2 separate regions of the Homo sapiens genome follow, and region 2 is linked to region 1. The links are chromatin loops, found by intact Hi-C in ENCODE. Cell type or tissue: dorsolateral prefrontal cortex. All regions are shown on one strand. Links, peaks and the distances in the headings refer to the core of each region. The heading gives the core; the rest is flanking DNA.

Region 1 (5,376 bases), core at 240-5,239:
ATGATGAAAATATTCTACGATTGATTGTGGTGATTCACAGCTCTGTGAATGTCTCCAAAACCTTTGTGCACTTTAAATGGATGACTTGTACGGCATGTATAAATTATATCTCAATAAAGTTGTTTTAAAAAAAAGATGAGAGTTGTTTAATACTATTAATTGCAAACAGTACATCCATAGAAGAAAAGTGCAGCCTCTGCTTACTAACAGGTCTCTGGTCTGTCTCAGATTTTATAGCTAGAGATGAGGATTCGTGCAGGATCTCACACTTAATCCAGCAAGTAAGAGAGTCACTCTCGGTGTCTAAGCAGCGGAATAACACCGCAAAAGTCCCGTTAACAAGACTATTCTAAGAGTTGAGCAGAGGGCAGAGTGAAGCGAGGCAAGGCTGGGAGCAGGAGCACCAGCGATGAGGCTGTTATCAGTCACCCAGGCACAGGATGGTGGCTCGGAAACAAAAATGAAAGATGAACTGGAAAAGTGAGGAGGAGAAAGAATCAGCAACACCTGGAGGCTGACTACATGAAAAGAGAAAGATGTGCCAAAAATGATCCTTGCGGCTGAGAGCCTGGGGGAATTGAAAGACTGGGCTGCCCCGATAGTTAAGGAGAAACCAGAAAGCGTGAGAATCATGGCCCAGTTGAGGGCCCGTGGTCCAGGAATCAGAACGACTCCATGAATGAGAATCCAGACATGGCTCGATTCCTAAGGTTCCTCAAAATCATTTCAAGCAGCTTACTGAACAAAGACCACTAGGAAAGTTATACTATTTCCTATACGATACACTAGGCGGCAGGTTTGCAGGGACTGGAGAAAACTAGCTATATTAAATTGGGATATCCTAGTGATCTCCAGGGAACCTAAGACTGGAAAATGAGTAACAAATTGGGGCTAGGGCTAAATATTTGGTAGTCATTTGTAGATTTTAAGAAATATTAAAAAGTGAACTTTCTAAGGAAGCACTAGAGCAAGAACAGAGAAAATTAAACATTAAGTAATGTTCTACCTCCTGTTTACCAGGCACTGTACTAGGAGTTTTTTGTTTTTTTGTTTTTTTTTTTTTTTTTTTAACGATTAGAATGTAGACCTTTCTAGAGTTTTGTAGACTGGTGAAGACAAGGTTGAGTATGAACAAGAATCTCTGAAACACAGAAAATGAAAGAATTTTGCCTAGAGAGTTTCTTGGGATTGAGGATTAGGAGGAAAGAGGAAATCAAGTTGGGAAAGATCAGTAGCGTTCAAAGAATGAGAAGGTACTCAACAATTTCAAAAGGGAAGAACTGGGACCTCCCAGTTTGATCAGAAAGCAATAGTGGGGGAAGTGTTTCAATCACATTTTGAAAAAGCTTTTTTTTTTTTTTTTTTTGAGAGAGAGAGTCTCGCTCTGTCACCCAGGCTGGAGTGGAGTGGCGTGATCTCGGCTCCCTGCAACCTCCTCCTCCACCTCCCAGGTTCAAGCAATTCATCTGCCTCAGCCTCCCAAATAGCTGGGATTACAGGCGCCCGCCACCACGCCCAGCTAATTTTTGCATTTTTAGTAGAGACGGGGTTTTGCCATGTTGGTCAGGCTGGTCTCAAACTCCTGACCTCAAGCAATCCACCCGCCTCAGCCTCCCAAAGTGCTGGGATTACAGGCATGAGCCACCGCGCCTGGCCCTAAAAAGCTTTTCAAAGGGAAAGACGGAAGTTGTCTTCAAATATATTGAGTTAGCCCTTCAATGTAAATAAGGAAAAAACTGTATATTTTATATATTTTATATATATATACACACACATAAATATACATACACACACACACACGTATCTCAAGAGAAAATATACATTTGTGTTGCTTTTTCCTAGAACCAATGGAAGAAATCATGAGATCCCCAGTGAATAGGATAAAGACCGTTCTAACCATGGGAGCTCTCCAACAATGGAATGGCTTCCCCGGGAGAGCATGCTCTGGTCCTTGAAAGGGGACAGTTTCCGCGGACAGGTTAGTGGCCAGCTGGTAGAGACAACACAAAGGAATTCACACACGAGAGAGGGAGGAAGCCGACTGAGCTCTAAACTCAGTTCAAAGCTGGATTCCAGATGATGGAAGGAAGAGTTGCTGGAAAATAATGTGGTTTTCCATAGGTGGACTGTCCATTCGGAGAATCTGTTCAACATTGGTAGTAGAGGGATGACAGCTGTGAGAGGTGAAGGGGGTGACTGAAGGTCTCTCCTCCCTCCACTGACTCAATTCAGAGGTCTGGAGACATAAAGACTGAAGAAAAAGGTGGACAGAAGCTAATTTAAGGGAGTGAGATTTCGAGTGAAGTTAAGGACCCACGTCTTCTGAGACTTTAGCACAGGCTGAGTCAGGGATTTTGAGGCTGAACTGTCTCAGTGGACGATCTCCAGGTCCTCTGCATCTTCCAGTATAAGGGACTGGGAGGTTACCAGCGGAAATAGGAGGCCAGGGGAGGGAACCGAGGACTTACACAGAGGGGAAACAGAGAGAGAATAACTAGCCAGGAGGACATCTAAACAAACGGATATAAAGTGAGACTGAAATAAAGAGCGTGCAGCACTTTCCTTCAAACAAGTGCAGCAGGCAGTGTCTGGGACTTTGTCTCCCCCTGCTGAGCCAAGAGGTATGAATGGTCCGCCACGGGGAAAGGGTTTTCACAGGCCAAGAACTGCTTCTTTGGGAAGGAAAACATAACCAACGGTATAAAAATCTCCTTCTCTCTCACAACCACCACGACCCTGAAGCATTAAAGAAGCTGGTAGACAGTGACATGGCTGTGCCAAGACCAGATGCGTGTGGAAGGGGACAGCAAAGGGGACAGCACTGGGCACCCCATGGCCACTCTTGCCAAGATTTCTCTGAAAGCTTCTTCCCTTCACCACCAATCCAACCCCTTTATCCAGAGGCTGTGCCAATGGCCTCTCACGGATTGCAGAGCCTGGGGCTGGGAGGGTGGGGGCAGGAAGTTAGGGATCCTCCCTCAGGTCATGACACAGGCTTGCTTCTCAAAAGATCTGTTGGTCAGGCGCCGTGGTTCACGCCTATAATCTCAGCACTTTGGGAGGCTTAGGCAGGTGGATCACCTGCGGTCAGGAGTTTGAGACCAGCCTGGGCAACATGGTGAAACCCTGTTTTCTACTAAAAATACAAAAGTTAGCCGGGCATGGTGGCAGATGCCTGTAATCCCAGCTACTCTGGAGGCTGAGGCACAAGAATCGCTTGAACCCAGGAGGCAGAGGCTGCACTGAGCTGAGATTGCACCACTGCACCCCAGCCTGGGCAACGGAGCGAGATTCTGTCTCAAAAAAAAAAAAAATCTGTTAAGGAGGATTATGAGGCTCTACACTCTCTCCAAGAGCTTGTTCACAGAATAATCTCTTTTCGGAACCTGAGTAGAACCAATAAAAGTAAAACCCACTGGGGCGTGTGGGGAAGGAGCGCTCTCTGCCACCAGTACTTTGGTCACGACTGTTGCCCCTCGCAGCCCCGCCTTCCTGGCTCCAGAATGGTTGCTCTTTATTTTATAACCCTATTAACATCTTCATTCGTCATTCTAGGACACAGAGGCCAGTTACGTCTGCTATTTGTTAGGTACTATTTTTTAATGGAAATCAACTGCAGTGCTGTTAGGTTCCTGAGGCTTTCCATGGTGAGCCTAAGAAAACAAGCAAAATGCTAAATAAATAAACAAATGCACACACACAAAAAATATCTAGGAGTGTGGTACCCTAATGTCACTCTGTAGGGTGTGATAATAACTACTAAACAAGGTAAAGGCCTTTGAAGTCCTCAGATGAAAGGTTTTACCTAAATACAATTATCCCATTAAATCCAAAAGAACATTCCTGTCCAACAGGGTAGCCCTTTTATCTGTGTTTCTCTGCCAATGAATTTCTGAGATGACAGCTTCCTGTGCCACAGTGATAAAGGGGATTGAAAACAGTTTCAAACAATTTTGCTACTTTTTATTTAATTCCTGAAAGGACAAAAAGAAAAAAAAATTCCTTAAACAGAGGGCAAGAACAAGCAGTAAAAAGCTGACCAATGGCATTTTAGAAGCAACAATCTCATTCAAGGTTAATTCAACATTTGTTAGAAAGAGGGGTGCCCGAGCAGGGACCCAAGGCAGACCTGGGTCAGCCGGGCACGTGAAACAGTCACACCTCCGCTGACTGTGCAGACACAGAATTGGGGGAGAAACACCAAGGCAGCAGTTTATCAAGTGGATGGTGCAACTCTTAGACTCAAACAGAAGATGAGGGAAAAAGAGTAAAGAGGTGCTGTTTAGAAAGGCAAACCTAGGCCGGGTGCGGAGGCTCACACTTGTAATCCCAACACTTTGGGAGGCCAAGGTGGGTGGATCACCTGAGGTCAGGAGTTCAAGACCAGCCTGGGCAACATGGTGAAACCCCATCTCTACTAAAAATACAAAATTAGCTAGGCATGGTGGCAGGCACCTCCCAGCTACACGGGAGGCTGAGGCAGGAGAATCGCTTGAACTCAGGAGGTGGAGGTTGCAGTGAGCTGAGATCGCACCACTGCACTCCAGCCTGGGCGACAAGAGCAAAACTCCATCTCAAAAAAAATAAAAAGGTAAATCTAGTACAGAAGGCCCCCTAGAGAGAGGCTAAGACCCCAGGGCAAGGCCAGTCAGCCAGGCTGGCCTGGACATCCCTGTGGGGCCACAGCCCAACAGCAGGAACGGGACACAGGTGGTTTCCACACAAAGGTGCAGGTCTGACAATTCTGCTCACCCTTGGGACTCTGGCCCTAGAGAAAGATGAGAACTGGCTACCCAATTTACACCCTGGAAGTAGAAGTAAGCCTAGGGGAAGAGTCAATTTAAGGAGAGGCTGCATGGCAGAAAAAAAAAAGCCACTGAAGTTAAATTTTAAAAACTGGGTTTTAATTTAGTCCTAGTTCTGTTATTCAGATGATTTGACTCCCAGCAAGCCACTTACTCTCTCTGAATCTTGGTTCTGACATGTAAACTACAGAATCACCTGCAGACCTCAGACTGTGGAGGGGATAAAACAGAGTAGTGAACGGAACAGCAGTTTTAAAAGATGCATCCACCTATGAAGCATTATTTCACTAATGGCTGAAAGACCACACCTTGGGTGTCCAGGTACAGAACTTTTCGAGTATTATTTGATTAACTATGCAACATGCGTATGTTCTTACTTCCAAAAAGCCATATAGTAACAAATCATTGTTACGTTGCATATAACACACACACACACACACACACACAAATATAAAACCATTGAAGTGGCTGGGTGCAGTGGCTCACGCCTGTAATCCCAGCACTTTGGGAGGCTGAGGCGGGCGGATCACGAGGTCAGGAGATCGAGACCATCCTGGCTAACACGGTGAAA
Region 2 (5,376 bases), core at 119-5,118, 710 kb before region 1:
CTGATGTCCCTGGAATCCACTGACTCTTTTCAGTTGTGACTTCCTGGTGCCTGGGACCTATAAGGCCCTGACTAGAAATGTTCTGGTCTCTACTTCCCTTCCAGCCTTCTTGAGCACAGAGGGTAGATCATTCTTTCCACAAGACACCTTTGTGCATGTCAGCACCCCTGCTCCAAAATCCCAATTACAGCTTGATGAACATGGTATGCGCCTGGTCTAGTGCCCTGTTTTCCCTGGTTTGGCCAACCTTACCTTCTAGACTTATCTCCCTCTGCTCTCCACTCTTCTGACACCAAGATTAGTTTACTCATTGTTTTCCAAGCATACTGTGAGCACAGGCCTTTCCCTTCATACAAGCTCTCTGACCCATAGCATTCTCTCCAAGCCTTTGGGCTTTAAGGCCTAGCCTGGGTCCCACATGCCCCATTGTGAAACCCTTTCAGACACCATTAATGGAAATGAATTGCTCCTTCCTTTGCTATCACACAGTACAATATAGCCTTCTAGCCCAGCTCCTGTTACAATCTGCCTTACAGTACAGTTGGTCTTTCCAGCCTAAAGTCTCCTGGGAGGGAGGGGCTGTGTCTTAGTGGTGTTTTCCTCCAGCCTGCAGTGGTCTCTCCTTCCTCTCGATTCTGTAACACATAATCTGTTTGTCTACCTGGCCCCTAGTACATGCTATTCTGCATTTTGATTAAACTATTTTTGCTTACAGCCTGTCTCACCATGGAGACCATGAGCTCCTTGAGAGGCTGAATCTTCCAGCTCTGTAGACTCAAGGACAAATGGCACTTGTGTCCTGATATGGACCCAGTCTCCAGTGTGACCATCAGACATGCATAAGGTTTTCCCCTAGTTTCGAACCCTGCTTAAGGACCAGTTGAAGAAGCCCATGTGAGGGCAACAAAAAGTTTTCTACTTCTGTATATCCTCCTTTAGCTCTCAGAAAGGTAGCTAGCCTATCACTTGCCAGAGAGGAGCACACAGAGAACTGGGAAGAGCTCTTGCAGCTGACAGATAGTAATAACAAGAAAAAACAAGTTAAAAAAAATCAGAGACTGGGGTCTTGCTATGTTGCCCAGGCTGGACTTGAACTCCTGACTCAAGTGGTCCTCCCACTTCAGCCTTCCAAATAGCTAGGATTACAGGTGTGCACCACTGTGCCTAGTGAAAAAGCAAGTTTATTGATGACACAGGTTTTCCAAAAATGGAAGAAGTGATTCCTGGAAGCAGTTGTAGTAGACGTTCAAATGGTTCCAGAAGGAAGGGGTTTGAGCTTGGTCTATAAACTCAAATTCAAATTCTTGGTAGAAGGCTAGGTCCAAATAATAGAATTCCACGGAAATGTTAGAGAAGTTGCTGATCCACATGATAAACAAGGAATAGCTGAGAGAAGACTTATTATTCAACATGTTACCAACTGGGTAACCTGAAAGTTTTAGAAAGTAGAGGAAGTCAGCTGCCTTGAGACTTAACGGGTTATGAATTATTGACCCAGCTTCCTTGAGACCTAAAAGATTGTAGATTCATGATCATTTGGGAAATGGTTCTTTGGTTAGTCTACTGGATATATGTTAAAGGTAGCAAGAGATTCTTTAAGTAGTTTAATGTCCTTCAACTTCTAACATAAAACTATGCATATATTGTATTGCTTCTAAATATCTAAATGGGCAAACAGCTCCAAGGAGCTCATGTAGAAAGCTAGCTACTAGAACCAGCAATGAACAGAAGAAGTCTTGTTGGATTTAAAGAGCAGACATCACCTAGGAAAGGCATTTGGGGACCTCCATAAGACTTACTTAAGACTTACTTATGCTGCTGTGTATGTATATTTTAAGAGTCCAGACTCTGAAGCCAGATTGCTGGCTGCAAAGCCTAAGCCCACCTCTCATGAACGAGCAAGGGCCTTGGGTAAGAGAATTAATCACTCGGTGCCTCAGTTTCCTCCTCTAAAATGGAAATGATAATAATAAAACCTATCTCACAACGTTGCTGGGAGGATTAAGAGTTATGGTACGCTTAGTAAAGCCTGGCACATAATAAGTGTTAGCTATTAGTAATGATGTTATTTAATAACAACAGTATCAGTGGAGGGAAAGCATGCCTTAGTGCTTAAGGCTAGGTGTGTCCTGAGTAATTTTTTTTTCCTGATGTATTCAAAAGTAGGGAGTAGTAGAATCCAATGCAAGAGAACAGAAATCCTGTTCTTGGACCCTTTGCTTTTGTGGGATGTCATTTTCCCTTACCCACGACTCTGGCCCAAGCATCACACTAAGTTACCAGCTACTCCTACTTCACCCCAGTCCCAAGCCAGATCTGGATGGTCTCAGTGCCGTGGAGAAGACGGGTGTTCTTATTTGACAACTGCCTTTTGATGAGCAACCCTTTTAGTTTTGCAGAGTCTTTGCGACACCCTTTGGAGTGGATATGCTGGCTGTCATATCACCAGCAAGATGGCGGTGGCCCCCCACCCCGCGTCTGGTCAGGGACCACAGTTCTCCAGCCTGGCAGAAAGACATCCATGGGAAGGACAGCCTGCTGGGGAGACTCCACTTGACATGACGCCTGCATTGGAGGGGTGCTCCTTCCTCCTGTTTCACAGATGCCTTTGATACCTGATGGGGCAGATGTTAGATGGGGACAGGTAGTTTGGGGTTAGGGAGTTAAGACCAGGTGCCTCATGAGGGCTGGTGGGAGAAACAAATGTCTTCAAGGAGGTAATGAACAAAACCATGCTGATTTTTGTCAAGAAGCTCACAGGTCTGGCTATGGATGCTTTAGCCTTAGGGCTGGGCAAGGTTAGTTTTCGGACTCCCAACAGCTCTTTCACCCTAAGGAGAGCTTCAAGAATGCAAACGGCCCCCAGAGGGCAGCAGATACCAGGTGGTGTCTCCTAGAATTTGGGCAAAGGGAGATGGCAGGCTGGGAAGAAAAGCTAGGCCTGAGCAGGCCAATGTGCCACAAGGATGGCCTAGGGGAAAAGGGTGGGAAGGGGAGCGGCTGAAAAGCAGGGGGCAGTGACTCTTCAGTGACAGGAGGGACCTTTCAAAAAGAATGGACATAAGGTATTCACATTTCAGGTACACACACATCCACACAGAAGTCTTTTCATTCCAGATTGATATTAAGAACAAAAATCTGGGGGCCCTTCTTTAGGGGAACTAGGAGGATTGAAAGATGGGAGTAGGAGTTACAGTTTCTTAGACACTAGAGGCAGTCTCAGCTCAGACTTGGAGATTATTCATTCAATAAATATTGCCTGGGTGTCATCCAAGTTTCAAGCAGTATGTTAGCTGCTCCTTCTGCCAATTTCCTGGAAATCTGTGGGAAGAAAACCTTAGCTTCCTGATCCCATTTAGTTCCAGCTGCTGGGATTCTGGTGACAGGCTGATGAACTGATTTTCTCCATGACTCGGAGAAAGGACAGGGTTTATCTGTCCCAAAAGGAGATCAGGTAGATCCAGCCATGTGGGGACGAGGGGAAGGGCCTGAACTGGGTGATTCCCTGAGTCCTTCCCAGTTCTAGAATCTTTATTTTTTTTAGATTAAATCCATGTTTCCATGATCTTTTTCTTTGTTTTTTGAGACGGGGTCTCACTCTGTCCCCTAGGCTGGAGTGCAATGACATAATCATAGTTCACTGTAGCCCTGAAGTCCTGGGCTCAAGCACTTCTCTCACCTCTGCCTCCTGAGTAGCTGAGACTATAGGCATGCACCACCATACCCAGCTAATTTTTTGTATTTTCTGTAGAGATGGCGTCTCACTGTGTTGCCCAGGCTACTCTTGAACTTCCTGGCTTTAAGTGATCCTCCCACCCTGAACTCCCAAAGTGCTGGGGTTATAGGCATGAGCCACTGTGCCTGGCCAGTTCTAGAATTCTTTACCAGGCACATATCAGGCATAAAAGGATCATAGCACCCCCTTCCCCCTATTCCCACATCAGGACAGAGGAAAGCAGTAAGGGGAACCATCTCAGAAAGAATGGCCCTCACCAGTCCTTTCTGGGACCTGTCAATGGGGCCAGAAGTCAACACAAAATGTGCCTGGGTCCCTCAAAGGAAATAACCTTGGATGCAAATACTTTGTTTAGTTGTTGAACATGACAGCAGGAATTTTGCCTCCTGACTAGGTATGATGGAAAATACAAGTCCTGAGGCTCACACTGTGCAGCCCCGCCTCTCCTTCCCTTCTGTTTCCCACTTACCTGGTTGTGGACAGTGGTCAGCTGGTTGTTAAAGGTCATGGTCAGGTTGGTGGACGTGCTGGGGGCCACGTGCGTGATGAAAGGGGTTTTGCTCTGGTTCACCGTGTCATACATATTCACCCGACGCTTGCAGATCTCCATGTTCTGGAAACATGATTTGACGCTGTTCATGCAAAAGGCAGAGGCATATTGAGACATAAGGGGAGGGGAAGAGGGTAACGTGGGATGAAGGGGAGAAAACAAAGGAAAGGAGAGAAGGGTTAATTCAGTAAACAGGACAAGCAGGGAAACTAAACTTTAGGTCTAAGTTTCTTGGATTGCTTGTGCAAAGCCTGTGCATTTGCAACAGGCACGGTTATTCAGATGAATTTTCTCCAGTGCCCTACTACCCTTTCTCCATATAGGTTCTATATATCACAACAAAACTGACTGCTCACACTGCATTCTCACATCAGGTCCACCTGCAGCATCACTGCTCATTCTCAACTCTCAGCCTGGTTTCTGGCCCACAAACCAATGTATAAGCTCTCTGAATGGGAACATTAACTAGTCACTTATAACCCGCCTCCACCTTTCCCAAAGACAACCCTTGTAGTCACCTGCTTCAGCTACCCTGGGTCACCAGCACCACCTAGGGGACGGCCAAGGAACTCTCCAACCCAGTATGGTGACCCTATTGCCACACTTTCTCCCACAGGGGTTGTGCAGGTAGGTAATGGAAACAGTAATAATACTAATAATTAATAATAGTGGTTAACATTTATTAGTGTCCTAATAATAATACTCTGCAACCTCTCACTCGGTCCGGCAACATCCATAAGACGGAGACATGATTCTCGTCCCTACTTCACGAGTAAGGCTGAAGCTTAGGGAGGTAGGGAGTTTGCCAAGGATAGGTAATCACTGGCTACCTTCGTGTATACACATACGTCCTCTTTCACCAACTTCAGCCTTCATTTTCTTGTCTAAGTCTTGTCCAGCTACATGAAATAGAAATTTTCTCCTTTTCTTCCCCCATTGCATCTGTGTATCAAAACAAAACCCCAACTACAAAAGTAAAGTATAAAAGTGGTGCTGAAACCAGCATCAGGGAAAAGGAAAGCCACAAGTGGCTTCAGCCACCCAAATTCTTGAAAATCGACCAAAAAGTGTCCTTCAGAATTTATACAGC

The links. A loop is a pair of places that touch in the nucleus more often than their neighbours do. Peaks named below come from ENCODE experiments on the same cell type or tissue, not always from the same donor. Only the 100,000 strongest peaks of a DNase experiment are listed, where the experiment ranks them.
Region 2: a loop joins it to region 1, with 2.9 times the contacts of the local background. A loop is called at or near these places in 5 of 110 quality-filtered maps.

What each region holds. Positions count from the first base shown.
Region 1 is chr7:140,323,844-140,329,219 of GRCh38, forward strand. No RefSeq gene overlaps it. Among named protein-coding and RNA genes, the nearest start is that of SLC37A3, 72 kb to the right of the region's middle. In dorsolateral prefrontal cortex, for the core only: CTCF peaks have their summits at 2,602 and 2,801; a DNase peak (open chromatin) is centred at 2,618; H3K4me3 peaks cover 686 bases.
Region 2 is chr7:139,616,196-139,621,571 of GRCh38, forward strand. It overlaps HIPK2 (homeodomain interacting protein kinase 2), which reads right to left. Exons shown (of 15, transcript NM_022740.5): 7 at 4,206-4,368. Among named protein-coding and RNA genes, the nearest start is that of CLEC2L, 95 kb to the left of the region's middle. RefSeq lists an enhancer at 4,696-4,755. In dorsolateral prefrontal cortex, for the core only: CTCF peaks have their summits at 2,882 (motif pointing right) and 4,844 (motif pointing left); DNase peaks (open chromatin) are centred at 2,886 and 4,839; H3K27ac peaks cover 1,295 bases.